Regions from separate parts of the Homo sapiens genome. Here regions 2, 3 and 4 are each linked to region 1. A link is an interaction called in ENCODE POLR2A ChIA-PET data of the cell type or tissue named here. Cell type or tissue: GM12878. All regions are shown on one strand. Links, peaks and the distances in the headings refer to the core of each region. The heading gives the core; the rest is flanking DNA.

What was found. Peaks named below come from ENCODE experiments on the same cell type or tissue, not always from the same donor. Only the 100,000 strongest peaks of a DNase experiment are listed, where the experiment ranks them.
Region 2: POLR2A ChIA-PET joins it to region 1 with 52 read pairs; 7 of 35 experiments call an interaction of 5 or more read pairs at or near these places.
Region 3: POLR2A ChIA-PET joins it to region 1 with 91 read pairs; 4 of 35 experiments call an interaction of 5 or more read pairs at or near these places.
Region 4: POLR2A ChIA-PET joins it to region 1 with 22 read pairs; 4 of 35 experiments call an interaction of 5 or more read pairs at or near these places.

The regions. Positions count from the first base shown.
Region 1 is chr6:11,378,681-11,386,455 of GRCh38, forward strand. It overlaps a transcript of NEDD9 not described here. Among named protein-coding and RNA genes, the nearest start is that of NEDD9, 150 kb to the left of the region's middle. RefSeq lists an enhancer at 3,340-3,539. In GM12878, for the core only: no CTCF peak of the experiment used is centred there; a DNase peak (open chromatin) is centred at 3,661; H3K4me3 peaks cover 3,956 bases; H3K27ac peaks cover 3,452 bases.
Region 2 is chr6:11,270,926-11,278,700 of GRCh38, forward strand. It overlaps a transcript of NEDD9 not described here. Among named protein-coding and RNA genes, the nearest start is that of NEDD9, 42 kb to the left of the region's middle. RefSeq lists a silencer at 6,471-6,765 and enhancers at 6,663-6,732, 6,833-6,882, 6,893-6,992. In GM12878, for the core only: no CTCF peak of the experiment used is centred there; DNase peaks (open chromatin) are centred at 4,866, 6,376 and 6,846; H3K27ac peaks cover 2,931 bases.
Region 3 is chr6:11,454,808-11,462,582 of GRCh38, forward strand. All of the region lies in intron 1 of LOC105374928 (a long non-coding RNA gene), which reads left to right. Among named protein-coding and RNA genes, the nearest start is that of TMEM170B, 79 kb to the right of the region's middle. RefSeq lists an enhancer at 5,415-5,604. In GM12878, for the core only: a CTCF peak has its summit at 5,744 (motif pointing left); DNase peaks (open chromatin) are centred at 4,394, 5,444, 6,174 and 6,664; H3K4me3 peaks cover 1,437 bases; H3K27ac peaks cover 3,941 bases.
Region 4 is chr6:11,463,775-11,471,549 of GRCh38, forward strand. All of the region lies in intron 1 of LOC105374928 (a long non-coding RNA gene), which reads left to right. Among named protein-coding and RNA genes, the nearest start is that of TMEM170B, 70 kb to the right of the region's middle. In GM12878, for the core only: no CTCF peak of the experiment used is centred there; a DNase peak (open chromatin) is centred at 3,757; H3K27ac peaks cover 2,754 bases.

The DNA of each region.
Region 1 (7,775 bases), core at 1,238-6,237:
TTTATCTAAATTATTCACCCTCATGTATCACTTTCCTTGGAAAGTAGAGGGTTTTGTAGCTGTTCAAAAAAATTTATCATTCATTGACCTCTAGTTAAGTGAATTACAGACCTTCACGAACCAGAGCTTCTAATCTGAAGCAAAAGTGAAAAGGAATGCAGATGAAGAAATACCTCCACCCGTCCCCTCAGCTCACATTGCTGAGTTACATCGGAGCCTCATGGATTCTTACTTAGGGTGGAACTACCATACAATGGAGCTTGTGTTGTACCCATTTTTAGGTGTCTATACTACCCTGCATCACTGCTGGGACGTTTGGGAGCCACTGTGGGCAAAGTGAAGTTGTATATTTTGAAGACCAAAAAAGCCTGTAGCTAACAAGGGCAGCTTGGACCCCTGCTTCCTGGGATATCCAAAATCCATACAATTCCAGCCCAGTGGCACAGGCCAGGCAGGCCCTGGGTGGAAGGCACTGGGAGATGCAGCCATGCCCTTGAGGAGCCTGCGTTCTAGTGGGGCTTTCCTAGTCTTCTCTTAATCAAACCCCATTTTCCAGGGTTTGCCATATTCTGTGTGCTGTCAGGACTGTCAGCAACGTTTTTTTCTTTAAATTAACTCACTTTTGGGCCGGGCGCAGTGGCTCATGCCTGTAATCCCAGCACTTTGGGAGGCTAAGGTGGGCGGGTCACCTGAGGTCAGGAGTTCGAGACCAGCTTGGCCAACATGGTGAAACCCCATCTCTACTAAAAACACAAAAATTAGCCAGGTGTGATGGTGGGCACCTGCAATCCCAGCTACTTGGGAGGCTGAGGCAAGAGAATCACTTGAACCTGGGAGGCAGAAGTTGCAGTGAGCCACACTGCACTCTAGCCTGGGTGACAGAGTGAGACTTTGTCTCAAAAATAATAATAGTAATAATAAATTCACTTTTTTAAAACTTAAAGATTTATATTTTAAAAGAAATGTTTATACCATTCCTACAAATTAAAAAAAAAACAGGCCGTTGTGGTTTAATATAAGGTAACCATAAAAAGCAAATACAGGAAAATAAAGCCATGCTATTAATTTGTAGCTAGCTACCAGTGCCTGTTGATGGCTCCTAGCCTCAGATCGACTTTCTCTTGTTAAAACAGTAAGGAGCCAAGAGTTAGAGTAGCTTTAAGATCAGGTTCAATGTGATTTCATGCTCTATCTATGTATCTTGTGCTATATAAAATTCTCCTATTTGTGTTCCACACTTCAGAAATTTTCATCAAATGAGTTGTGAAGGTGACAGATAAGCAGGACAAAGTGAAGGTCATTTGCAGTAGGACGCATCTTCGTGCTGTGCGGGTTTGCATGGAGACATGTCAAGCCTAAGGTGCTCTCCATGCTGTGCCTGTGCCCTTTCTCCAAGCCAAATCCAGAAGAGGAGGAGGAGGATCTTCCCCCACTACAACCCTTGAATGGATATGTGGGAAATCAAAACTCAGAGTCTAAGGTCAAATGGAGATGGAGCTGATCATTGGAAAACAGACGACTAAACTCTTTAAGTACCTACAGTAGTAGGTGGCCGGTGGTCTTAGCTTGGGTTCCCCCAGAAGTAGACCCCAATGCAGAGTTCGAGGACATGTAGTTTAAGAAATGATCCCAGGAAGCATTGATGGGGAGTGAAGGAGTATCCAGGGAAGGAGAGAAGCCATGAAGGGCCCCGCCACTGTGGGCAACTGGAGCTTGATTCCGTGTAGATTATTCCACTCAAGACTGAGGGAGCTGGAATATTTACAGCCTTTGAGGAGTTCATTTCTGGGAATTTTCGTCTGCCCTTTGGGCAATTACAGTTGTCCCTGTGTGGCTTGGAGAAAGCTCTCAGGTCATGAGATAAAGACTCAGGTTGTCAGCAGCCAGCTCAGTCACAGTGAGGCCTGGAGGAGGGAGGCAGGACACTGACTACTTCGGATACCCCTTCTCTGCCAGATGCTTAAATGTTTGCTATTCAATCTAATCCTTACCACAGCCATTCAAGATAGCTCTTTCCCCTTATTTACGTGTAGAGGAAGAGGCACCGGGAATTACATCATGTGACCCTTACAGCCTGTCCTCTCCTACACCTCTGCTTTTATATCTTCCTAGTCATCGTCTTCTTCTTCTTCTTCTTCTTCTTCTTGAGACAGGATCTCACTCTGTCACCCAAGCTGCAGTGCAGTGGTGCAATCATAGCTCACTGCAGCCTCGACCTCCTGGGCTCCAGCAATCCTCCCGCCTTAGCCTCCTGCATAGCCGGGACTATAGGCATACACCACCGTGCCCAGCTATCTTGTTTAAGTGGTGACGTACAAAGTGACAGCCACTAAATAGCTGTTAAATAAACTAACCGATTAACAAGAAATGGTGGAGCGCTAGCTAAACACTGATTTCACATCCTTTCTTTTCCACCAACTCCACTTTCCGCATTCTTAGAACCAGGAATGTCCTCGAAAGTAACCAAGCTTGGAAGAAAACAGAAACAAAGAAGAAAACTATTTGGCAGATTCCCAGTATTCTGTCATGGACAATTGCTCTTCACACCCCATGCTGGGTGGGAAACCAGCTTCTGGGCAGGGGAAGGAGGGACTCCCCATGCAGGAGTTTAAATGACTAGAGCGCCTACTCTCACTTCTCAACACAAGCAAAGGGAAAAGATTGGTGGCCGATCTCTGCATAGCTTAGAATTATGTATAACCCTTTCAGAACGATTGTCCCCTTTATGATTACAGATGGTCTTCATTTTGAAAAAATTTCAGCAAGATAAAAAATTTGCCTCAAGTCCTTGGTGGAAGAAAGGCAATTGAATGAATGAATGAAGGAAGAAATGAATGAATGGGCTAAGTGAAAGAATAAACATAGAGAAAAGTAAGGGTGGAGCTCTTGGGCGGCTCACTATGGACAGGGAGAACACAGTGTGCTGTCACTTGTCCTCAGCCCCTTGGAGATGATCCTAATGACTACAGGGATAGGACACGCACAGAATCCAATCCTCAGTCACCATTTCTCGCCAGTCAGGACTCATGTCCAAAGAGGCTGAAAAGGACGTAAATGATTCTAATCCACCATAAAGAATAAGTGACGGCCCACACTTTGAAGTACTGAAATAATTCAGGAAAAATAAAAGCTTAGTTGCTGTCAGGTAAGCTCTCTGACGACAGTAGGAAGAGGGGAGGGGCCATGTACTTACACACCAGGAAGCATCTACCCAGAACAATTTCATAAGTAGAAATCATGCTGGTTTGAATGTTGCACTAAAACCAGCACCTCCAGGTCAACTTGGAGACCGGGAGTCACTCATTCCTCTTCTGGGGCATGTGGAGGTCCTCCCTGCCCCAGTTGAGGAGTGTTCACAGTGGGGAAACACCACCAGATGTCTGGCACCAACTCAGGAAGTAGGAGCCTGAATGAGTCCCTCCTCTCCCACAGGCCACAGCAAGTGGCTGAGAACTCACCCAAGTGTAGGATGGAACCGCTGGTGGATCATCTTGCCTCCCCGACGCTCTGGCCCTCTCTGGGCAGGCGGGCGGGAGGTGACAGCTAGTCCTGCTGCATGCTCATGTTTCCCTCTCCATGCAGCGAGCGGACTTGCTTCTAGAGGCAGCTGTAAGCATTTCCCTACTGAGCAACCACACACGTCGGATGTGAGTGGCATATGTATGTGTGTGTTTTTCCTTCCGGTTGCTGTGAGGTGATGTTGTCTTGGTTCATTTCCTCTCTGTGCTTCTTCTTTTTTTTCTCTGTCATACTTTCTGATTCGCTGAGGACACTTTGTAGTTTAGGGACAGGTAAGAAAGCTTGTTCTCATCTGGCCTCTTTGCTATTTTTAGAAAGGTAGGTGATCTTTAAATTCGTATTGCAAGGAAATTTGTCAAAATGTATTCTTCTAAGTGGCATAAGCTCCCTCCTAGGCCGCACTGAAGCAAAAGTTAGGCTATTTCCAAGCCAACTGAATTGGGATTTTATGGTTTTATGGACTCAGTATGTTGCAAAGGGTTCCACTATTAATTGACATGAAACATTCTTTCCTATGACAAGTACTTATTGAGCTTGTACACTGGAATAGACACCATGCTAGAGGCTAGGTGCTCAGAGAGTTTCCTACTTACAATGTGGTATGGAAGCCTAGATCTGTGTATGTAGAAGGGAATTCGAAAGCCCAAACCCTTTGTCTTCTTCATTCTGTGCTTTCAAGTAGCAGACAAGTGGCTCTGAGACAAGCCTCCTGGGTTTGAATTATGGCTCTGCTCTTTAAACACTTCTGGCCTTTCTGTGCCACGGCCTCCTCATCTGTAAAATGGGAACAGTCACAGGATTGTTGTGAGAATTAAGTGAATTAGTACATGTAAAGCACTCCAAGAATGCCTGGCACAAATAGAGTAAGCGCAATATAAGTGTTTGCCGTGATCATTCGTGGCAACTTTGTATTATTATCAGCTGAGATCTTTGCTATTTTCCTACCCTTCCTCATTTTCCACTCCTTGCTCATGCCTAGCAAACGACTTGGGGACATAGAGGGTTGAGAGGAAAGAGAGAGAGGTGGTTTGATAATGGATGTTCCCCAAATGATCCTGTGGTGCTTGATGTTTCTGCTTCAACTCCTTCCTGCTCCATCATGAAGACAAAGAAAGGGCTGCCCTTGGTCCCACCCATCAGACTCAGCTCATGTATGTTGCACTCTTGTGGCATCTCTTTTGTTGTTGTTGTTGTTGTTTGTTTTGTTTTGTTTTGTTTTAATTTTCTGTAAGACTTCTCTGAAATTCATTTATTTTTAAATGTTTGAGCTGGTTCAAATCTTGCTAAAGAATATTCTGCTCATACAAAGGTGCCACACTTAAAGCAATAAACACTCAGCTCAGTGCCATGTACACTGGGTCTTATGAAGAAATCAATGACAAGAACATCGATATTAATCATCATATATTGTATATATTGTATACATATATTGTACCTGTTAAGTGCAATTAACAATATTCAGCAAGGTATGCTTTTATTCTTCTTTCCTCTCTTTCTTTCTCCTTACAAAACCATTCTTGAGTACATGCTATGTATCCACATCATTCCAGATTTGAGCTAGAATTATTCTACTCTGAAGTTTTTATTTTATAATACAGAGTGTTTATAATAAATTGATGGAGGTAGAGAAGTCTGGATAGTACATGTTTTATCAAAACGTCCTTTTATGCTTTTCCCCTTATACCGTATCAGGTAAGGAATTATTTTCTTCATCAGGCATTTAATTAGTATAACTTTAAATGTACAAACTTTAGAAAACATAATTAATAATTTTGTAGTATGACTTGAATATTAATGCCATCAAATTGTCTGCATAAGTCAGTTACACTCTAGAGATATTAAAAATGCTAAGCTTGGGCTCCTTTTACATAAAATACTTGAGACTGACAACCTTATTATCCTGAACTCTGTTTTTTCATCTTCATCCTATGGCTTCATTTCCCACTTCCAGCTGCCTGGACCTCCCACTGCTGAGTTTTTCAGAACAGAGAGCGAGCGAGCATGTCCTTCAAGGCAAACTCAGGAACTGAGACTTTGTCCAAAAACAGATCAGACTTATTTTAGAAAAACAAGTTAAATATTTTTCCCATTTGCAAAGATGCCGGTTTTCTATGTCTGTTTTCCTACTTACAGTGTTAGATTTTCTTCTTCTTCTTTGGTTTATTTTCTTTTTGATTAGTAGCAGGTTATGCTGCATGTCAACATTTTGGCAAACCACAGATGATTCTGACAAAAAACAAACAACTTTAATTTCTAATCACTCTATCCATTGAGGACAGGGCTTACATTTTCATCTTCATTTAAACCAGCTTCTTGACTGCTTTAATTAGCTCCTTCATGCCATCTCAGTTAGCTGGAATCTTAGCTTGCACCACAAAATGCTTTATAACTACCTGTGAAGCAGTAGCCAAACCCCAGGCAACTGTTTTGAATTTGTTATGGAGGTCTGGTCCAAGGAGCAGCTGTTGTATGGAGTGGAGGATGAGGATGGGGGAAGGAAAAGTAAGGAGAATTTGAGAAGACTCAAAGGTTGAGAAATCTATGGCCAAAGTGTGTGCACATGTGTGTGTGCATGTGTGCACGCATGCACATGTGTCTATTTATGATTCCATTTGCTTGACTCATTCCCCTCCACGATGGAAGACAGTATGAGCCATGGGGAATCAACTGCCCACTGAGGAATTTAAATGAAAATGCTCAAGGGCTGGTCTGGCAAATTTTAAGAACAAAGTTGTCTAGAATTATAATGGATGCCTCCTCCCTTCTTGGGAATGGGAGTTTGTCTTGTGGTTTTCATTTTTAGATGAGGAAATCAGAGCTCAAAAAGATCCCGTTCATTTTTTCCCATTCATTAACTATCGCATACCTGCGAAGTCTCCTGAGCTTTCCTGGGCATTCTCGATACCTCGCTCCACAGGACACCCTCCAGAAACCTGTAGCTCAGTGGGAGATAAGCCAGCAAGATAGCTGTTTCTGTTCATTAGTTAATTCATGATCTTAAAAGCATTATTTAACATGGGCTAAAATAAATAAAAAAGAAATGAGAATCAGTTTCTCCCCTAAGAGAGATGATAGTCTGGAAGGCATGGAAGAATGAGCCTTATTCACCTTCCTCTTCTGCTCTCTTGCCCTTATAAACCTCCTTTTCTCTCTCCCCTAACAGGACACCTTTGTCTTTTGCCTGTCTATTCTCCCAGTCCCTCAGCCAAGTCCTGGGCTCTCTAGCCCTCCTACATTGCCAGAACTCCATGACCTATTTCAGCAATGTGTATAATGTAGATTTCCTTGCTCTTGTTCTTCCATTTTCCACCCATGTCATGCACCAGAGCTATCCAGACTTACTGGGGAAAGTTAATAAGGCAACTTGTTTCCTTGCAAATTCTCCCCAATAATCTTAACTGAGGCCCTTCTGCTGCTCAAGAATTTTCCTTCTCATCTCCTGCTGTCTGTCAGGTCCCCTGTGGTATCCCTTCTAGACCTTTCTCATGTTCTAAAAGCTCTAAGCCTAGCTGTTGCCTCCTGTTATGCCTGGGGTAAGGTCTCATGATGGGAACTCTTTCAGGATGCCTCAAGATCCCTGCAGTTTCACCATTTCTTCCATACTGTTCCCCATTCTCTGTCCATTCTTCAGTCCTTTGAATTACAGCTTCAAGCATCACCACCCAATTAATAATGATAGTAAGAGCTATCATTTTAAATTTATATTAGCAGGAGGCAAACAACATTGGCAAAGATGAAACCATTCTTCTAGTCATAGAACAGCTGTTTGAGAAAACACGGGCACCTGGAAGAGCAAAAGGAAGAAAGACTGAACACTTTTAAAGACAGAAGTGATGCCAAATTGTAAAGATTCTGACTTATTGGAAGCATTCATTGCATTTAGGCATCTTGCAAACACGTATTTCTCCATGGTTTACACCCTGTTTGCCTACCCTTCCACTACATAATAACCATCTTTGACTTCTCAAAAAATACTTGGTAAAACTTAATTAGTGCTAATTTCTCTATAACTTTAAAATAAAATTTTAAAATCTACAAGTAATAAATTTATCTTGTAAAGAACTAACATTGCAGATGAGGTTCTCCAAAGTGTCTTTGCCCATCAGCCCTAGTTTTAATTTTCTCTCTTGCTTTGCCCACAGAGAACCTTTGCTATCGGTTTGAGGTACATTCTACTAAGACATTTTCAGGCATTCATATAAATATATGTCACCACTGCCAATTTGCAGTTGTGCACATGTGTACTACCCTTGCCC
Region 2 (7,775 bases), core at 1,874-6,873, 110 kb before region 1:
GGAATTGGGGGTGGGAAATGCAGAATTCCAATCCCAGGTGACGGCACAGGCAAAGAGGAACCGCAGTCAAGTATCACTCTTTTTTGGCCCATTCTTCAAGTTCAGATTCCTTTATTTACTTTTTTTGAGACAGGGTCTCACTCTATCTTCCAGGCTGGAATACAGTGGTGCTATCATAGCTCACTCCAGCCTCCATCTCCTGGGCTCAAGTGATCCTCCCGATTTAGTGTCTCAAGAGTTGGCACCACAGTTGCCACCACACCTGATTAATTTTTTTTAACCTTATTGTTTTGTAGAAATGCGGTCTCATTTTGTTGCCCAGGCTGGTCTTGAACTCCTGGCCTCAAGTGATCCTCCCACCTTGGCCTCTCAAAGTGCTGAGGTTAGAGAAATGAGCCACTGCGCCTGGCCCAGATCCCTTTGCTGATCCATTTTCCCTGCTTCAGCTGCCTTTGGCAGAACAGAAAGGTCTGCTCAGGCAGTGTGAAGCTGGCCTTGTTGCAGAAAGATCTGGTAGCCTGGCCAAGTCTGGTCTTAACAGTTAGCAGGTGCAATCTGAGCTCTTGCACTTCTTGGAGGGCAACTTTCCAGCAAGAGAAGGGCCAGTAGGTTCAGTCTAAGCAGCTACAAGGGCCCAGTGTGGGGAGGGAGTAAACATATCCAAGGAATTGAAGAAATCAAGATAAAGTCTTGGGCCTCAATGGCTTCATCTTCATAGTCCTGCATTAAGTTTACCCCATACTTCTGTGTTTGGAAGGAAAAATGCAGTCTTGACATGGCGACATCAACTACATGTGGCTGAATCTGCAGCTTCATTCATTGGGGAAGTGGTATGTCATCCATTCCAAGGTTTTGACTTCCTCTCTACCTCTGCTCCCTCCTCTCCAATCTCAGCCATTTTCTCCAGCTGTTGTTGGTAAAGAAATGATAAACACGCACATAGCTGAAGTATGACAATATTATACAGAGCTGCATTTGGGCCCCTGCTATGTAAACTAGGCTCATGTATTGAAAAACCACAATAAGCAACAAGACACATCCCTTCTCTGAAAGCATGTTTCCGTCTAGTTCTCCTATCAAGATATTTTCCCAAGCACTTCTTAGGTGGCCCCACCACAGAAGAGAGCTGTCATATCAAAGGACAGCCCGGTGCAGAACTCGTGTGCCAACTCAGAGGACTCTCTCCCTCTGCTCCTTTCCATGGGTGCTGAGCCTGGGGACTTGGTTTACCTTTTCTCTCGTGCTGCAGATGAGGATCTCTGTGTCTGAAGGATTACTCATTATGTGCAGAAAACAAATCAGGTCTTGTCACTCCCTCCACCTGCAAATCTGTCTTCGTCTATCACAAATGGTAGTTCCTCTTGCTTTCTAATGTTCCATAGAAGAGAGGGGCGACTCAGTACAAGATGTAGAATTCACAGTCAGTACCTGACAGATGTTATACTTTTTAAAAAATTCAAACAAAACAAAATGATCACCTTCTACTTTTAAGGTTTCTGGCTACATGCACATTTGAACGCAGCTTGGTCTAGATTTGCTTTTTACATTTCTCTTTCATTGCAATGTTTCAAATTAAGGTAGGATGTGTGAGCAAAAGAAGGGGCAAAAGAAGAAGGAGAACGCTATCATCTGATGAATTTATTTCAAGATCGGTAACTGGGAAAATTCTCGTTTTGCACTAATAGTAGAAGGTGTGTTTCCTTTCCCCCACCTAACCTCAGATTGCTCAGTTCCTTGCCTCCCCTTCCACCTGCCTTGGTGTGCACAGACCCTGGAGGTGTGGGATGAGAATGGAGCTGCAGAGGAGTCTCCAAGGTGCAGAAAGAAAAGCCATGCCTGGGAGCCGCAGTTGGAAGCATCATTTCTTTGTTTTCGGCTTCATCCTGGTCACACTTCATTGCATTCTCCAGTGTGCAAACGGAGCGTTGTTTACCCATACAGATATTGGGTGGTTGTTGTTTTTATATGTTCTTCATAGCTGTTTGCTGGATTTTCCTCTGTCTTCTTCCCAGTTTGATTAATCACTTCCCTCTTGACCCTGAAATCATCAGCCTGTCTGTGCCAAAACACCGCCTCCCACAGAGATAGGGTCTGGTGAATATATCCGTCACATAGCTCTGCTTGTTTTCCAGTCTTCGTGATTAACAGGGACAAGTGGCTCTGTGCTGGCATCTGAAAAAAAGACACTCCTATTGCTTAACCGTTGCCCAGTTTAACTCACTTGAGGAAGTGATTTCTTGGGAATTGGCTAGGTGAAGGTTTATTGAAAGGAGTGTCCAAGATTATGATATTGGGAATTAAATAGCCAGGCAATTAACCATCTACTTTTCCTTATGTGAGTGTACTTTACCTAATAGATATATTCTTGAAAATGTGTATCCAAGTTGAGATTAAAAAAATTATAACTAGCACAGAGGTATCAGTTACTTAAGACTCTGGTTAAAATGAACAATTTGTTTGTAAATGAATAATCCCTCTCTAATTTAGTTTCTATAAAAACAAGCATTCAAAAGGGTTGAATTTGCTGAAAGCAAGGGCAACCTGAATCATGACAAGTGCCACCGATGCTGAGGTGCGAACGGCCGGGGACTGCGCCTATCTGTGTGCGTTCACCTGTGTTGCCCTCCACACAGTCCCCGCCTGTGGTCTAGCCTTCTACTCCCTTTCCGGCCGGCAGATTCCGTCTTGCCAGTGGCTTGATATGACTTCATTTATTTGAGGTTGTGAGTCAATGTTATCAAGATCCGAATTACCCTGGGCATTGTTCATACAATGGAAGGCCGAAATGGACACCCATGACATGTAGGGCAACCGTGAGTAGAGCCTCACTCAATATGAGATTGTTCCCTGGAAAATTCCTGTGTTCACCCGACAGCAAGTGATTCAGATGTCAAGATTAAGGAAAACGACTATGGGGGTGGACAGGTACTTTGACGTACTCTGACCTCTTTTTATAGGATTGGTTTCTTCTTCATTAGCATTTTCCCAAGTCGAGCAAAGAAATGTTGCCTACCTGAATGTCACGTCAACATCCAAATGTGCTTTTCCTCTTTCTAATGAAAGAATTCAGCCAAAGGCTGCAATGAACATGCTACGAGATACTGTTTCCAGGCAAAATCCAAAAGTTGTTTTGAGACCAAATCCTTTTTCCACTCTCTCTCCCTCTCTATGTCAAGCCCAAGAACCAGATGAGAATTGGAGTTAGTATTTGTTAGGAGCTTTTTGGAACATACCCTCATTTGCACATATCTCAATTTCCAAGTTTTACGGAAGTAATAATAGAGTATTTTGTTATAAAGGGGTATGGGATAGGGCTAAATGACCTGGGCTGTCCCTGTGATCAGGGAGTGTCCATGTCTTATGTTCTGAAGGGTGATGTGGGCCCCACTCTTCAGATTCTTCCCTGGACCTGGAAGGGGTACCCAGTCACATCTCACTCACCTGGCCCTCAGTGCAGACAGGGCTACAGCTGGTGCCACACTCTGGGCCCCTTTCACCAGGCTGTGAATGCTGTAGATCAACCTTGGTTTCTCACAAGCACCCCTAGGTCTATCCTTGCTCTCTGGGAGTATTAATGCTTTCCTTATTTCCCACTAATCAGTTATTCAATCAACTCGTTAATCCACTTCTGGGCCTGCTGGGCACAGAGCACTGTACTCTCTGTTGGGAACTGTACTCTCTGCTGTACTCACTGTACCAAGCTGAATAATACCTACTGCATCACAATAATATATGACCTCAGACCTGTTAGAATTGCTATTACCAAAAAATAAAGCATGAAAAAACCAATGATGTGTGTTGGTGAAGATGTGAATAAAAGAACCCTTACACACGGCTGGGGAAAATGTACACTAGTACAGTCCTTATGAAAAACAGTAGGGAAATTCCTCAAAAAATTAAAAATAGGACTACCATATGACCCAGCAATTCCATTCTGGTCTAGATATATACACACTTCTAGGTACAAATCTAAAGAAATGAAATCAGTGTGTCAAAGAGCTCTCTGCACCCCCATATTCATTGTAGCAGCATTGACAAGAGCCAAGTTATGGAATCAACCTAAGTGTCCAATGGATAAATGAATAAATGTAGATGAATAAAGAAAACGCAGGACATATAGATAGTAGAATACTACATATCCTCAAAAAAGGCCATCTTGGCATTTGTGACAACATGGGTGAACCTGGAGGACATTTTGCTCAGGGGAATAAACCAGACACAGAAAGACAAATACAACACGATCTCACTTACTTGCAGGCTGTAAAAAAGTGGAACTCATAGAAGTAGAGAGTAGAAAGGTGGTTATGAGAGGCTAAGGTTGGGGAGAGGAGGTACAGGGATTGAGGAAATGTTAGTAAAAGGATACAAAATTTCAGTTAGGAGGAGTAAGTTCAGAGAATCTATTGTGTGTCATGGTGACTATAGTTAATAGTAAAGTATTGCATACTCGAAAATTGCTAAGAGAGTGGATTTTAAATATTTTTACCCTAAAAAAATGATATATGTCAGCTAATGCATATGTTAATTAGCTTGATTTAGCCATTGCACAAACATTCAAAAGATCATGCTGTACATCATAAAATATACGCATTTCTTATTTGTCAATTAAAATACATACATACACACACACACACACACACATATATATATATACAAAATTTTTTTTAAAAGACCTCCTGCATGTTCTCAGCTAGTGAATGGTCTAGCAAGGAGGCCGACATGCCCACAGGCAGCAAGCTCAGCACTTTGTCAAGGGTGCTAGGATAGAAACAAGCACAGAGCAAACAGAGCAGGTGTGACTGATGAGTTAATGGTTTACTTGTATTAATGCTCGTTCAGTATAAGCTGCAAGCTGGGAAATTCTTCCAAGCCACTCAAATCACTCAGCATTGGACTTTTGCTTTTCTGGTGACACATCTACTCAAACTGGGGGAGGATGTTCTTGTAGTTATTGGCTTTGCTAAAGCAGCACCCACATTAAAAAAAATGAGAACCGAAGATAGGAAGCACATGTTTCAACCTCCTCAAACGGGAAGTTAGATTCTACTTTAGATAATCACTACTTTAAAGTGTTTTAATCATAAGAAATCATCTCAAGACATCATTAGATACTGATGGATCAATCTATAGTAAATTTGTGGAGATGTCATAAATTCAAAATTTCAAACAATACGCTAGATTTGGAAGTGGGAGACATCTTTCAGTTGTGCAAACAGAAACAGAGATAGATTAAGAAATCTAATTAAAACCTCCACCAATACCAATTAAAATGGAAATTACCTGGGAGAAAATGAGTCTTGATTAAGAGAAATGCCTGTGTTACAGATTTTTAAATGCAAGTTAATTATTATTATTTAGCTACTACTTAATTGGCATTCATTCTATGCTAGCCTGCATTATTGGCTCTGTGTGTGTGTGCATGTATGTGTGCATGCGTGTGTGTGCACCTGTGCACGTGTGTGTGTGCGTGCATGTGTGTGTGCACGTGTGTGTGCGCACGCGCACACATGCTGAGTCTTCTCTCCTTATCTAAAATGTAAGTTCCTTGAGGGTAGGGATTGATGGAATTCCTAGGGCCTAGAACAGGGGTTTGCAGGGAGTGGGTACACAGAGGGTGCTGCTGTTGCTGCTACTCACGCTTTTGGCCCACCTGAACCCAAATCAGTGCTTAAAATTCTGCCAAGTCAAACCTCATTAGGATTTTTTTTAACTTCAAACCCAGCTCTTTCTGGAGGTCCTGGTTCCCTGATTCTGATGCTTTTGCAGAAGGGCATCTGAGTACCAGAGGGGAACAGGATTGGTTCCACCTTCTCTCTTTACTCAGGAGAGCACAGTAGTAACATGTGCCAGGCTTCCAAGGGAAAACAGAGCCAAATAGTGGCCATTATTATAGCATAATGCATATGTGATGGGAAAGAGGGATTCAAAGGAATTTGGAAGGAACATAATGGAGGAACAAGGATGAATAGTTCAATTAGATCCTGGCAAAGGAATAGCTCTTTGGTTACAGGATCTGGAAACAAACAAACAAACAAACAAACAAACTAGTGATGGAAATGAAAATAGAGTCACTGCAGAGTTTCCAAGGCAGCGAAGCAAGTGTACCAGCACAGTACAAGAGGGCTCTGATGCCCGGGGGGTGCATCTGGAAGTGACTAATTTTCATTTGTAATATGGTGCAGTGGCAAAGCATGGGGCGGAACTATCACGCTGCAAAGACATCCACTGGGAAAGCCACCAGCCACTCTGAGCAATGTCTCTTGTCCTTACACTTAAAATGGAAGCTGCTGGAAGAAAAGGGTTTCTGCCTCTACTTACACCACTGAGTACTTGATAGGTAGTGAGACTATGGTTTTGGAGAGCAAATGTAAACACAGCCAAGAATGGCTACTTAAGTCAATAGTGGGAGGTTGGAAGAATGAAGCTTTTATTAGACAAAAGGTCAACATTCATGAGTGAGAAGAGAGAGGTGGCGTTTGGGGGTGGGGAAGTGGTGGAGGAAGAAATTCCAAAGCATGTTACAAATGGGGCTCAGGAATGTGTTTCAATTAGCAAAGGAAGTGAGCTAGGAGGTCTGAGTTCTGACAGGCATGGGCAGGGGGTGGAAAAGAGACAGAGGCCAGCTGGTGAGAAAAGGCTCAGAGAGCAGCGCGAACTAGTCCACAGGGATGAGGCACGTTGCCCTCAGCCCTGAGATTCTCAAGGAGGCTAGGACATCTTAAAAAATTGGACTTTTGCCCATAGCAGTGTTGAACCATCTCAGTTTGGTGCTAAAGGTCTGTGGTGGAGGCACATTTCTTCCAGCATGTGGGAACTTGAGGGGCAATTCTCTTTCTGATTCTACAGCGGATGTTGTGTAGCGTTCACCCACTCTAGGGCAATAGGGACTTTCTTTGGTGACTTCCCAGCTACGGAATGATTAGTAATAGCTAACTCGGCTGGTTCTTCTCCATTTGCCTGCCTCCCACCCACCCAGATTCATTCTCTTTCTTCCTTTGCCTTGCCTTGCCTCTTGAGAAGCTGAGCCTGAGGGCCACTTCTTTTCCACTCCCTGGCTTCTCACTGGATCCAGCCAGCGGGAGGGAGGCTCCTGCAAGAGGTCGGAGGCTGGAGGGAGAATGGGAGTCGGGTGCTTCCTCTCTGCTGCCTCCCTGCTTCTCTCCACAGCCTCAGCTTTCCCTGGGATCTCATAACACATCTTCTTCCCCTCCCGCTTCCTGTCCAGGCTAGTCAAGCTTCTCACTCGCCAGCCTCTGGGAACCACAGTAGCCTTGAATTGCGCTCTTTTCCCAGTTCGCACCTCTGCCTCTCCTCCTTGTTCATCTGAAGCGAATTCTGTACCCTGCCAGACCCTGCCTGTAACGCTGACTGTGCTGAGTGTTGTGACGTGCCAGACCCTGTCCCCAGCCCTCTCTGTGCACTGACTCACTGAGTCCTTCCAACACTTATAGATGAGGCTGGTGTTCAAAAAGGTTAAGATACTTGCTCGAGGCCACAGAGTTGAGGTTTGAACCTAGGTAATTGAGCTCTAGACCCCAAACACTTAACCACTGGTCCTTTCTACCTCTCTCCTAGCTTGAGGTCACATTGCTGAGGTACAGCTAAGAATGAGAAAGTTGCAGATTCGAAGAGCTCAAAATACATGCCAAAGGTTTATACACTAAAGCTTATTTGTAGGAAAATCTCTCAGATCATATTAACTCTTATTTTGTGCACAATTCTAACAGATAAGATACTGGATTTCCCATCTCAGTGGTTCTCAGCCTTGGCTACTC
Region 3 (7,775 bases), core at 2,272-7,271, 77 kb after region 1:
AGAGCAGTGTGTAGAGGGAAATTTATAGCACTAAATGCCCACAAGAGAAAGCAGGAAAGATCTAAAATTGACACCCTAACATCACAATTAAAGGAACTAGAGAAGCAAGAGCAAACACATTCAAAAGCTAGCAGAAGGCAAGAAATAACTAAGATCAGAGCAGAACTGAAGGAGATAGAGACACAAAAAATCCTTCAAAAAAATCAATGAATCCAGGAGCTGGTTTTTTGAAAAGATTAACAAAATAGATAGACCGCTAGCAAGATGAATAAAGAAGAAAAGAGAGAAGAATCAAATAGATGCAATAAAAAATGATAAAGGGGATATCACCACCAATCCCACAGAAATACAAACTACCATCAGAGAATACTATAAACACCTCTCTGCAAATAAACTAGAAAATCTAGAAGAAATGGATAAATTCCTCGACACATACACCCTCCCAAGACTAAACCAGGAAGAAGTTGAATCTCTGAATAGACCAATAACAGGCTCTGAAATTGAGGCAATAATTAATAGCCTACCACCAAAAAAAGTCCAGGACCAGATGGATTCACAGCCAAATTCTACCAGAGGTAGAAAGAGGAGCTGGTACCATTCCTTCTGAAACTAATCCAGTCAATAGAAAAAGAGGGAATCCTACCTAACTCATTTTATGAGGCCAGCGTCATCCTGATACCAAAGCCTGGCAGAGACACAACAAAAAAAGAGAATTTTAGACTACTATCCCTGATGAATATAGATGTGAAAATCCTCAAAAAAATACTGGCAAACTGAATCCAGCAGCACATCAAAAAGCTTATCCAACAAAATCAAGTTGGATTCATCCCTGGGATGCAAGGCTGGTTCAACATATGCAAATCAGTAAACATAATCCATCACATAAACAGAACCAAGACAAAAACTACATGACTATCTCAATAGATGCCGAAAAGGCTTTTGGCAAAATTTAACAGCACTTCAGCTAAAAACTCTCAATAAACTAGGTATTGATGGAACATATCTCAAAACAATAGGAGCTATTTATGACAAACCCACAGCCAATATCATACTGAATGGACAAAAACTGGAAGCATTCCCTTTGAAAACTGGCACAAGACAAGGATGCCTTCTCTCACCACTCCTACATAGTGTTGGAAGTTCTGGCCAGGGCAATCAGGCAAGAGAAAGAAATAAAGGGTACTTCTTTAGGAAAAGAGGAAGTCAAATTGTCCCTGTTTGCAGATGACATGATTGTATATATAGAAAACCCCATCATCTCAGCCCAAAATCTCCTTAAGCTGATAAGCAACTTCAGCAAAGTCTCAGGTACAAAATCAATGTGCAAAAATCACAAGCATTCCTATACACCAATAACAGAGAGTCAAATCACTAGTGAACTCCCATTCACAATTGTTACAAAGAGAATAAAATACCATGGAATCCAACTTGCAAGGGATGTGAAGGACCTCTTCAAGGAGAACTACAAACCACTGCTCAACAAAATAAAGGAGGACGCAATCAAATGAAAGAACATTCTATGCTCATGGATAGGAAGAATCAATATCATGAAAATGGCCATACTGCCCAAGGTAATTTATAGATTCAATGCCATCCCCATCAAGCTACCAATGACTTACTTTCTTCACAGAATTGGAAACAACGACTTTAAAGTTCATATGAAACCAAAAAGGAGCCCACATTGCCAAGACAATCCTAAGCAAAAAGGACAAAGCTGGAGGCATCACACTACCTGACTTCAAACTATACTACAAGGCTACAGTAACCAAAACAGCATGGTACTGGTACCAAAACAGATGTATAGACCAATGGAACAGAACAGAGACCTCAGAAATAACACCACACATCTACAACCATCTGATCTTTGACAAACCTGACAAAAACAAGCAATGGGGAAAGGATTGCCTATTTAATAAATGGTGCTGGGAAAACTGGTTAGCCATATGTAGAAAGCTGAAACTGGATCCCTTCTTTACACCTTATACAAAAATTAATTCAAGATGGATTAAAGACTTAAATGTTAGACCTAAAACCATAAAAACCCTAGAAGAAAACCTAGGCAATACCATTCAGGACATAGGCATGGGCAAAGACTTCATGACTGAAACACCAAAAGCAATGGCAACAAAAGCCAAAATAGACAAATGGGATCTAATTAAACTAAGGAGCTTCTGCGCGGCAAAAGAAATTACCATCAGAGTGAACAGGCAACCTACAGAATGTGAGAAAATTTTTGCAATCTACCCATCTGACAAAGGGCTGATATCCAGAATCAACAGACTTAAACAAATTTACAAGAAATAAACGACCCCATCAAAAAGTGGGCAAAGGATATGAACAGACACTTCTCAAAAGAAGACATTTATGCAGCCAACAGACACATAAAAAATGCTCAAAATCACTGGTCATCAGAGAAATGCAAATCAAAACCACACTGAGATACCATCTCACACCAGTTAGAATGACAATCATTAAAAAGTCAGGAAACAACAGATGCTGGAGAGGATGTAGAGAAATAGGAAAGGTTTTACACTGTTGGTGGGAGTGTAAACTAATTCAACCATTGTGGAAGACTGTGGCAATTCCTCAAGGATCTAAAACTAGAAATATCATTTGACCCAGCAATCCCATTACTGGGTATATGCCCAAAGGATTATAAATCATGCTACTATAAAGACATATGCACACGTATGTCTATTGCGGCACTATTCACAATAGCAAAAACTTGGAACCAACCCAAATGTCCATCAATGATAGACTAGATTAAGAAAATGTGGCACATATACACCATGGAATACTATGCAGCCATAAAAAAGCATGAGTTCATGTCCTTTGCAAGGACATGGATGCAGCTGGAAACCATCATTCTGAGCAAACTGTCACAAGAACAGAAAACTAAACACCGCATGTTCTCACTCATAGGTGGGAATTGAACAATGAGCACACTTGGACACAGGGTGGGGAACATCACACCCGGGGGGCCTGTCGTGGGGTCGGGGGGAAGGGGAGGGATAGCATTAGGAAAAATACCTAACGTAAATGACGGGTTACTGGGTGCAGCAAACCAACATGGCACATGTATACCTACGTAACAAACCTGCACGTTGTGCACATGTACCCTAAAACTTAAAGTATATATATAAAAAATACTATTCAGTAGGATTTTATTAATTCTGTATGTTAAGAATATGCTGTATGCATTAACTTTTCATTTACTGAGCAAAAGTTTTTTGATTTTGGTATTTGGTTAATAAATGAACAATAATTTTATTCTATAATGTTCAGAATATTTTAGAATTCATTTGGTGTTGTCGAGCAAAAAATTTATGAAAGGATATAGCTCATTTATTTTTCTTTTCAATTATATTTCATGAAGTTCAAGTGTGAAGGTATAGTTTGTGCTCATCAATTAATATATCCTGTCATGCCTAAAAATGTTGGATTTATACTTTTCTATAGTCCTAATATTTAACTTGAAAATCTTCTTGGGGACTTCTTTTAAGTTCAGTGTTTCTAAGAAGTTCTTAGTTTGTTAATTTTTTTCCAAGCTGATTTAGAAACTTTTTGAATGCATCTTAAAATTTTTTGAAGAAATACATTTTTTCTTTGTGTGCTATAAAGTACTCCAGTACTCCTTTAGAATACGTGTATGAGGTAACAGAACTAACATCTTTGTGGAAACTGCTTTTCTTGTGTAGTTACCTTATTGCGCCTATTGTGTCTGGGAGAAGTCACTGATTTTTCTGGATATTCTCCAAATGTCTTTACCAGTGTTTAGCATTATAATAGGAGTCAAGTCTTTTTTTTTTCCACTATAATTTCAGATCGTGAATGTACTCCAGAATAAATATAGTACATAGTTTGTCTTTGCAATGCAAAACCTCAGTCATGTGCCTCCCCACCCCTCCTGGGGGTTAATATTAGGAATTAGAATAAGTCAATGAAATATGGGAACATATTTCATGATCTCACTCATGGCCTGCTTGAGAGGGCCTGAAATAACTACTGAGTAAAAAATAATATTAATCTTAATTGAATTTTCCTAAAGTTAATTGTGATAATGGTTATTTTTCTACTAGGTAAATCAACTGCTTTTTTGAGAATAAATGCCTAAATGAAATCCTGCTTATTTCAATCTATTTAATGCATCTTTAACCTTGAATCAGCATTAGAGTTGTGGCTGTTTTTATTATTATAATTTAACCTCAGTTTTAATATCATATTTAGATTAACTATTTAACAGCTGAACTTGTAATAGCTGTGCATGTTGAGGGCCGCTTCCTGCTAATACCTTTGATTTTCTGTCTGGGGACTTCCTTTTTGACCACTGGGGCATGAATGCCCTGCTCATACAAAGGCTAAGCCAGGAGTGCAGGGGAATTAACTTCAGAAACAGCTCACAAGCAGTGTTAAGGGGGAAGCTAGTAATGACTATCACAGTTTTCTCACCCCTTCATCTGATTAACTTTGAGGCATATTCTACCTCAGTACTTTACAAACTTTATCATTTGGGGATCCTGTTAAAAATTCACATCCTGATTCAGTGGATTTGTGGTAGAGCTTCAGATGATGATGATGATGATGATGATGATGATGATGATGATGATGATGGTCCGCTTTGAGTAGCAGGCTCTACACTGTCTCTCAGAATTCCCCAGTGGAATTCAGCTTCATTTGCCCTCAGTGGTAACTTTCTTGATTATTCTCCTTTGGTTGGTTTTCTTCTCTTGCCTGTTTCTCACTTCTCTATTCCCCTACTAGTGTTTCCTACTTGCATGTGAATTCTTATTTCAGGTTGCTTCTGGGGTAACCCAAGCCAAGAATATGCATCTATCTATTTATCTATCTGCTCACCTATCCATCCATCTATTCATCTACATCTATCCATCCATCCATCCATCCATCCATCCATCCATCCATCCATCCATCCATCCATTTACCTATCTATCTAGCTATGTAATGCATTCATCTATCTTCTATTTATCTATTTATGTAATCTATTTATCTATCTTATCTATCATGTGTCTAATATATTCATTTATCCACCTATCTATTCATCTACCTAATCTATTCATCTATGTATCTACTATTTATCTAATCTATTCATCTATCCATCTATCTAATCTGTCTACCTACTTACCTACCTATCTGGAACATAGCAACAGAGCACAGCCTCTTAAAAAATCCAGTAAATTGAAGAGCTGAAAGAGAAAGAATGAAGACATACTGGAGGGGGTGGAAAGGAAAAGTTGATGACTACCACCTAAAGGGACTTTTTCTTCCTCCTTGTGTCATTTTCAACAGGATGTGGTATCATGGAGCTCTGGTGAAAGAAGAGACTAGGCAGTTAGCTATGGCTACATAAATGGGACAGCTCCAGAAGTCCATGGAGGGATCCCCTTTCTACTAGGAAAGATGGGCAAGGACTTTATGCCTGATTCTATTATTCAGGGCACATTGCTGACAGGGTTGGCCAGTGAGGCCATAGAGAGAAGGCAGGCCAAATGCTAATCTTGGAAAGGACGGAAATCAGCATAAGCAGAGAGACACAGGGTGAAGTGGTAGCGGAGAGCGGATGCCACAGTGTGTGGGCTTGTGGGTCAGCCCTATTAAAGGGAGGAAATCAGTAAATGGGCTTGCAGATGGTTACCCAAGATTTCTTCATGACTTTGTGCAGCCTGTACAATGTATGCTCCTTATCTTGTGGGAGTGTAATTGAGAGCCCTGGACTTCCTCAGCTCAGATCCCAACTCTGCCACCTCCTGGTTATGCTACCTTAGCATGTGTATTCAACCTCTTTAAGCATCGGTCTTCCCATCTATGTAGTGGGGACAGTAATTCCTATTTCATGGGATTGTCATAAAAATTAAATGAGATATTTTGTACAAAGTGCTGCCTTTATTACAGCTGGAGGATAAGAGAGCAGCCCTGATACTGTAAATATTCCCAAGAATGATGAGGAAATGACGGTGGACCTTTTACTTGATTCCAGCGTTATGAACACACACACACATACACACACAGATATAAGCACACATATGTTTAATAGCATATAGGTAGAAAGCCACAGGAGCGGTAATACCCTGATTATGTAAATCAACCCCAGCTCTAACAGCTAAAAAACCCTACTGCTGCTCTTAGCTATGCATGAAATCACCCCCATGAAACTTCTTTGAATAAAGCAAACATCTGTTCTTGGTGGAATGCAAAAGAGAAACTTTATTTGAAGTTCCTGCTTCCCCTTCTCATTAAAAGTATTTCGAGCACTATTAAAATAGTTTCTGCCAAGAGCACTTTTTGTGCTCTTCAGTTTCTTAGGTTCACTGGCCTGAGAACCAGCATTCAGCATTCTTAGTCCCACCATAGCTGGGAGTCTGGGGTCTGGGAAAGGGATAGAGTCAGTTTGTTTTTGCCATCAAGACCCTCTGATCGCCTCAGATGGTCTCACCTGCTATTGCTTCTTTCCCGTCCTGACAGGTTGATATTCTGGAAGCAAGATCTTGGAAGGCCAAGGACAGGTCATTTCTTAGGACTGTGCAAAAGAGAATCAGTCTTTACAGTAAGCTATTTGATTCTAGTAGTTCTTTCATCTCAGTCTTTTGAAAGCAACTTCCCCTCTTTAACCAACACCTGCCATGGCCTCTTCATGAGCCGAAGAAGGTGAGTGCTGATGGAAATCCCAGATGTGGCCAAAACTCCCCAGCAGCAGACAGGTCAAAGGTCTTTTGTACCCTTTCCCGTAACGGGTGGCACTTGATCTTCAGAGTGGCTTACACTGTTCAAGAGGGTTTGAATCATAAGACATTTGGGGTTAAAAAAAAAAACCTGTCATTTTGCATTTTGATTTTTGTAGAGCCAACTACAACGTATTTGAAAATTGTGTTCTTGAAATAAGCCTGTAATAGTAGGTGTCAAAAGTATCAGAGATAAAATGTCTACTCTTTTAGTGGCGTAAGTTGTCGTTGTTTCAAATTACATTTCCTTGTACTATATGATGGATGTACTATGCACACACACTTTATCACACACGTGTGTGTGTGGGAGTGGAAATGTGTAGGTAGTCAGAGAGGGAAGAATAAAGAATTCATGCTAATGTCTAAATAAATGAATTAATTAGTGAAATAAATAGATTCCTGTTTACACTATACTACAATTTTTAAGGATAACCAGTTGTTAATTAATACACTGGACTTGAAGGAGACTCATTTGTGTTGAAACATGAAATGTTTGTCCTCTCTCCTTCTCCCTCCCACCTGGAAAACATGAAAGATCTGCAACTCACACATACTAGTGTAATTTAAACACACTTTGAAAGAATTGATAGGCTGGGCGTTGTGGCTCACGCCTGTAATCCCAGCACTTTGGGAGGCTGAGGCAGGCGGATCACGAGGTCAGGAGATCCAGACCATCCTGGCTAACACAGTGAAACCCCGTCTCTACTAAAAATACAAAAGAATTAGCCAGGCGTGGTGGCAGGCACCTGTAGTCCCAGCTACTCGGGAGGCTGAGGCAGGAGAATGGTGTGAACCCGGGAGGCAGAGCTTGCAGTGAGCCGAGATTGCGCCACTGCACTTCAGCCTGGGAGACAGCGAGACTCGGTCTCAAAAAAAAAAAAAAAGAATTGATAGGCAGCAATTCTAACCTAAAGGGTTCATATTGAAACCACTGATCATAGATATCTGAATAGGTCCTAATTAATGAGAGAGTGCAACCATTTTCTGCTTGAGGGAATTGCCCATGTTCCAGACTGCAGACTTGACATTCACATGCCATGA
Region 4 (7,775 bases), core at 665-5,664, 85 kb after region 1:
AATTTTCATTGCCCAGACTGTTCCAGCCAAGATTCACTGAGTGGATATTACCCAAAAGTTCCACCCTTATTGATAAAACAGTCATGGCTAACACTTGCATAGTGTTTAAAATGTTCTAGACCCCATTTTTAAGCTACGTACACTATCATCATCATAACTGTTTTACAGATGGGAAAATGAGTCTGGGTAGTTAAGTCCCTTGCCTAGTGTATGCAGTTAGTCGGGGCTGGTGTTTGAATGCAGGTAGTTTCACTCCAAAGTTCACGCACTTCACCATGATACTGTGGACATACATGGATAGATGTATATGGGAAAGTATATGATTGGGTGTTTTGGCAATCAGCAATAAGAGGAGACACATTAGAACTCCAAATCAATATTGTTAAAGAATGGTGCAACACACGTATGTTTATTGCGGCACTATTCACAATAGCAAAGACTTGGAACCAACCCAAATGTCCAACAATGATAGACTGGATTAAGAAAATGTGGCACATATACACCATGGAATATTATGCAGCCATAAAAAATGAGTTCAGGTCCTTTGTAGGGACATGGATGAAACTGGAAATCATCATTCTCAGTAAACTATCGCAAGGACAAAAAACCAAGCACTGCATGTTCTCACTCATAGGTGGGAATTGAACAATGAGAACACATGGACGCAGGAAGGGGAACATCACACTCTGGGGACTGTTGTGGGGTGGGGGGAGGGGGGAGGGATAGCATTAGGAGATATACCTAATGCTAAATGACGAGTTAATGGGTGCAACACACCAGCATGGCACATGTATACATATGTAACTAACCTGCACATTGTGCACATGTACCCTAAAACTTAAAGTATAATAATAATAAAATTTAAAAAAAAATGGTGCAACAGCATAAAATAGAAAGTCCTCTGGTTTTCAAGTTGCACACAACTAATTGGAATCCCAGCTCGGCCAGCAGCTATTTGATAACACTGACCAAGTTTTTATCCTCTTGGCTTCAGTTTCCTTATGTGAAAATGAGAATAATAACATCCACTTAACTCAGTTGTGGAAAATTAAGAAAATAATGTTGTCAAGTGCTTAGCTTATAGTAGGTACTCAATAAATGTTAGTTCTCTTCACTCTTTTGGGGCAAGAGAAGAATGTGATCTCAAAAAACAGAAATATGTTGGCTGGGTGTGGTGGCTCATGCTTGTAATCCCAGCACTTTGGGAGGCCAAGGCAGGCAGATCACGAGGTCAGGAGATGACACCATCCTGGCCAACATGGTGAAACTCTGTCTCTACTAAAAATACAAAAATTAGCTGTGCATGGTGGCTCGTGCCTATAATCCCAGCTACTCGGGAGGCTGAGGCAGGAGGATCACCTGAACCAGGGAATAGGAAGTTGCAGTGAGCTGAGATCGCGCCATTGCACTCCAGCCTGGTGACAGAGCGAGATTCCGCCTCAAAAAAACAAAAACAAAAAAACAAAACAGAAATATGTTTTCATAAAGGCATATGTTGCATAAACACTTTTTTAAATGATTGCCATTAAATATGAACACTTATACCACTTTATTTTTCTTGTGTACACGGAACTTAACATTTTAATTGCCTCCTCTCTTGTGTTCTGCCAGAATCTGTTCACAAATGCAAGAGACACGTGATGTTGGAAACCTAACAACAGGTCCTAGTAAAATCAACCTTGTATTTTCTTCAAGTGGAGAAAGAGCTTTAAATGACAAGATAGGGACTTTGTTAATGGGCTAAATCTACGTTGTCTTTTCCTTGCCCTAGAATTCCATGCCTTTGAATATTTGTCATAAGTCAGCAAGGGAAGTGCTGTCTCTCAGGCTTCACCCAAGGTCATTGTTATGTTTTAGCAGCCACATAATCAAAGTCTTGCCTTTTCTTTTTATTTTTAAAAAATAGTGTAACAATCTAATCAATAGAAAATGCTATAAGTACATTTTTTTGATAAAATAATACTCACATGGAAGCTTAGATATTATTTGTCCAGTTAGATAAGTTGATTCAATAATAACCACACTTGTTAGGATAGTGTTGCACAAGGAAAAATGTCTTCCCATTGCCCCAGTACTCTTTGCTTTGAAGATATACACAGTAAGCCACCAAAGGGCCAATGTGAGATGCACAGAAATTCAGATCTGCCACTTTTTTTTTTTGAGACGGGTTCTGGCTCTGTTCCCCCAGGCTGGAGTGCAGTGGCACAATCTCAGCTCACTGCAACCTCCACCTCCCGGGTTCAAGCAATTCTTCTGCCTCAGCCTCCTGAGTAGCTGGGATTACAGGCACGCACCACCATGCCCAGCTAATTTTTATATTTTTGGTAGAGACGGGGTTTCACCGTGTTAGCCAGGATGGTCTCTATCTCCTGAACTCGTGATCTGCCCGCCTCGGCCTCCCAAAGTGCTGGGATTACAGGCGTGAGCCACTGCGCCCAGCCCAGATCTGCCACTCTTAAAAGGAAGGTAGAGAAGAAGTTTCTTCATAGAGATTGAAGGATAGCATATATCTTTATGTGGAGACTTACATCTCCATACATGTATAGACAACAAATATTTCCATGTTGTTTCTCACTATTACCCCTCTTTTCTTTGTAATGTTTTTCTTTGAGCAAAAAGTTTAACTCTTTAATTTGTTTCCTCTGTATGATGTTTAGGGATTGATTTCCATTAAATATCAAAAGAATGGCAAGTTCAAACAAGCTTAAGAAGCTATGGAACTGTCTGTAAGATGGATTCTATTTTCCATTTGTGCACGAAATACCTTGTTATCCACATTATTTGAAGTTCTAGCCTACAGAGAGATAAGGACATTTGATTGAGTGTGAAAGGTAGGAATGGAAGTGTGGGTTGTTTAACCTTATTGGACTCTGTTGTTGATTTCCAGATGGCAAAATGCATGTCCAGCCTCCAGTGACGCTGCATGGAGGGTTGGTGCTTTACTGAATGAAAGTGTTAACTGGAAAAACTTCCCTTACCTGGAAACAGATGAAGTCCTATAACTTTTAAGACCTGGCTCTTTTTGCGTATTATGGTAGTTTGTGCTTTCTGATATCTTTTCTTTCTTTCTTTCTCTTTCTTCCTTTCTTTCTTTTTTTGAGACGGAGTCTTGCTCTGTTGCCAGGCTGGAGTGCAGTGGCATGATCTCGGCTCACTGCAACCTCTGCCTCCCAGGTTCAAGTGATTCTTCTGCCTCAGCCTCCCAAGTAGCTGGGACTACAAGAGTGTGCCACCATGCCTAGCTAATTTTTTTTGTATTTTTGGTAGACACGGGGTTTTACCATGTTGGCCAGGAGGGTGTTGATCTCTTGACCCAGTGATCCGCCGGCCTCGGCCTCCCAAAAGTGCTGGGATTACAGGCATGAGCCACCACGCCCGGCCCTGATTATCTTTTCTTGAACAATCATATCCCTTCTTTGGAGTGACTGGATGTCTGCTGTCAACATTTACATCAAATCATATTTTTCCCTTAGGCCAACCCTGCCCACAATCACTCTTGAACTATTAGGTTACTGCTATAAAACACTATTCACAAATTTTAAAAGGTAATTACTGTTTGCATCTTTAAGTTCTCAGGAACAATTTTGTTGGTTATTCTGCACCTTATAATATTAGTCTATTCCCATTTTAGAGACAAAACTAAGCATGAGATAGGATAGTGACTGGTTGAGAAGTTAGCAGTGAATTGTGGTTCAAGGTGAGAATTCACAGACTTTGGTCCACTGAGCCATGTTTCCCATGCTTACATGTCTGTGAAACAGCTGCAGCTGAAACTCTGAGAAATATTCTCTGCAAAGTGGAATATTTTAAAAGAACCAAGATCTCCTTCCCCTCTTCTCTTCATACAAGAATCTGCCCCATTTCTCATAGCTATTCACCCTCCTTGGTTTGAGCACCCTGGGACAGCAACTCATTGTAGATCCAGTATCTCCATTTGACAAAAGGTGCTTCTCCCAGTAGGGAAAGCCCCTAAAAATCTACTTCTTGGGCTTTGACATTGGCCAGTATTTTGGGACAAGGGTTTTCAGAAATAATTTTTCAAAGGGGAAATGTTGCATTCCTTAGCTAGATTATTGAACTGGAAGTTCGTGAGCCTTGTCCCTATAATTTATAAATCGGTTTAGTCCTTTGCATCTCAAGGTGTCATCTCTTTGCTTTTAACCTCTGTCATTTTTTCCTTTCTTTTCCCCTTGTTGTCTTCTTTCTCTCTGTATATGTTTCTATCATTTTTTTTCTTTATCTCATGTTTATATTTCTCTCTGGGCTGTTTTTCTATGTTTTGTCTTTGTACTTCTTTCCTTGCTCTTATTTACCTTTTGCCATAATTTCAGTGAATGTTTATTGGACACCTATTTCAAACTAAGGAGTGGGCTGAATACTAAAGAGATAGAATGAAAGTCTTTGCCCTTCAAGAAAATCAGCACTCTTGTAAAACCTGTTGCCTCTCTTAATTAACCATGATAGAAAACTGAGTTATCTTTCCTGGCTTTGTCTTATGTTTCTCACAGTTAACTGAAAAAGAGAAAGAAAATTAAATATGTTATATTTCCTATTGCAAAGAAAAAAAAGATCATCTAAGTGGGTTTGTTTTTTTACCTTTTTTTGACACCCAGTTGATTTTATATATTTTACACCAATGGGCCTTGGCTGAAAACAACATAATGAAACAGTGTATTCATCTCCACCTGATTCTTTTTCCTCTGGCATGAAAACAAAAATGTTAGGCCAGCGCGGTGTCTCATGCTTGTAATCCCAGCACTTTGGGAGGCCAAGATGGGTGGATCACATGAGGTCAGGAGTTCGAGACCAGCCTGACCAACATGATGAAACCCTGTCTCTACTGAAAATACAAAATTAGTTGCGCATGCTGGCACATGCCTGTGATCCCAGCTACCTGGGAGGCTGAAGCAGGAGAATTGCTTGAACCTGGGAGACGGAGGTTGCAGTGAGCCAAGATCGCGCCATTGCACTCCAGCCTGGGCAACAAGAGCGAGACTCTGTCTCAATTAAACAAAAACAACAAACAAACAAAATGCTAATAATATGGGTCAGGTTCTCTGAGATCCTATTGGTTCATCTCTCATCAGTAAGCAATGAAGCAGTGCCTTATGGTTGGCTTACATGCAGACACTTCCAGTCTTTCACGTAGTGAATTGCGTGAGACTAACAGTGCTCAGCCTCGGGCTTGCCTCAGAGCCACCTGGAGGGCTTGTTAAAGCACCTGTTTCTGGGCCCCACCCCTAGAGTTTCTGATTCAGCAAGTCCAGGCAGGGGCCTGAGAATCTGCATTTCTTACAACTTCCTGAGTGATGCTGATGTTGCTGCTTCTGGGACTAAATAGTTCAGAGACAATTTTGCGGGTAGGGTTTTGGTGGCAGATCTATTCACTTATCCTCATTTTTTTTTTTTGTTCAGAATAGTGAATCTTTGATGTAGCTTGAATGTTTGTCCCCTCCAAGTCTCATGTTGACATGTGATCCCCAGTGTTGCAGGTGGGGCCTGGTGGGAGGTGTTTGGGTCATGAGGTGGATTCCTCGGGACAGTTTGATGCCATTCTGACAAGATGGAGTGAGTTCTTACTCTTGGCTCCTGCAAGATCTGGTTGTTAAGTCTGCTGCCTCCTTCCCCTCTCTTTGGCCTCCTCCTCTCTTGTCCTGTGACTTATTTTCTCCCCCTTCACCTTCCACCATGAGTAGAAACTTCATGAGGACTTCACCAGAAGCTGAGCAGATGCTGGTACCGTGCTTCCTGTATAACCTGCAGAACCATGAGCCAAATAAATCTCTTTTCTTTATGAATTACCCAGCCCCAGGCATTCCATTATAGCAATGCAAATGGACTAAGACAACCTTTAAAAAAACTAATAAATAAAAATATCATTTAATACACTATTCTTTATTTTCCTATGAGTGAAGAGCATAAACATTATTCTCAAGAGTCTCAGAACTTCCAGCCTTGGCCAAGATACAAAGGGCAGGGGACCCTTCTTTAGATGCTACTTGGTGTTTGCACACCTCTCTCAGCTGTGTCAGACATTGCTAAGGAGCTTTGTAGTCAACTCTGGCAATATTGTTTTTTTAAGCCAAGGAGCAAAAACATGAGCATGGCTCAATATTAAATGTTGACTTTAAAGTCCTCCTGCTCTTACTGTTTTTGTAATTTAAAGAAATCTAATCCCTTCATATGGCCCTGCTGTGCCTCTCCCTGGCATCATATTTGTTTGGGCTTTGGAGTCAACATTAATACAATGATTTAAAGGAAAAAGAAAACAGCAACCTTAAAAGCCGGGGTTTCTTTTAGACCCAGGCCATGGACAGGCCAACCGTATGGGTGTGGATGTAGGACATCTGCATGTTTCTGCGAAGAGCACATGTGTGAGGGAGAAATGGGGAGCACTGGGGCCACCCAACTTATGAAACAGAGAAAGGCTTTACTGCTTAAAAACCTTAAGGATCAGGTCGGCAGGTGGCTTGGGTGACACAGGAAAGAATTTGGGGATTTAAAAAACCTACAAATGATGTTTATTTTTTATTTTTATTTTTTGAGGTAGAATTTTGCTGTTTTGCCCAGGCTGGAGTGAAGTGGTATCATCTTGGCTCACTGCAACCTCCGCCCACCCAGGTTCAAGCTATTCTCCTGCCTCAGCCTTCTGAGTAGCTGGGATTATAGGCACCCACTGCCACACCTGGCTAATTTTTGTATTTTTAGTAGAGACGGGGTTTCACCACGTTGGCCAGGCTGGTCTCGAACTCCTGACCTCAGGTGATTCACCCGCCTCAGCTTCCCAAAGTACTAGGATTACAGGTGTAAGCCACTGCACACGGCCTACAAATGATGTTTAAATGTTATTTAATACATTGAAGTCTCCAAGAAGACAGTTTTATTAACTCTCTGATTTTCAATTCACTCCAGTAATAGTGAACTTTTGCTTCTCAAATGAGAACCTTCTTAATTTTCTGAGACTAACTCTAAGCTCTAACTCTAAGCTGTTATAATATTTTTCTTTTTCCTTTTTTTTTTTTTTTTTCTTGAGACGGAGTCTCACTATGTTGCCCAGGCTGGAGTGCAGTGGCATGATCTTGGCTCACTGCAACCTCTGCCTCCCAGGTTTGAGTGATTCTCCTGCCTCAGCCTCCTGAGTAGCTGGGATTACAGACGCACACCACCACGCCCGGCTAATTTTTGTATTATTAGTTGAGGCAGGGTTTCACCATGTTGGGCAGGCTGGTCTCGAACTGACCTCGTGATCCACCCGCCTCAGGCTCCCAAAGTGCTGGGATTACAGGCATGAGCCACCGCGCCAATATTTTTCATTTGAACCATAAAAAAAATTCACTGTGAGTACTGAAAGTATTTTTTACTTACAAATATCATACTATTTTTTGTTTTTGTCTTTTTTAAAGACAGTGTGTCACTGTACCCTGCCCATGCTATCTTTTAAATTTATTCAGCAGACTCAACCTTTGGGCCCCAATGTAATGGCGTAGAGAACATTTCATATCAACTCATTCATCTTGTCTGTCCATTTGTTCTTGGCCTTGGTAGAACTGGAAAACTTCTGACACATAGACCTGACTGGGAGGGGGGAAATTTTAATGTTACAACCGAAGAACCACAGGAAGGGATATCCCAACTCTATTCCCATGGACTCGTGATTTCCCCAAGAGGCAAACACAGCAGATCACTTCGTCCATCATCTTCTTTGGTCTTTTAAAGAGCACAGCTTTTCCGGGACATGGACAGAAACCCCAGAGACAATTGAACTCATTGAGAAG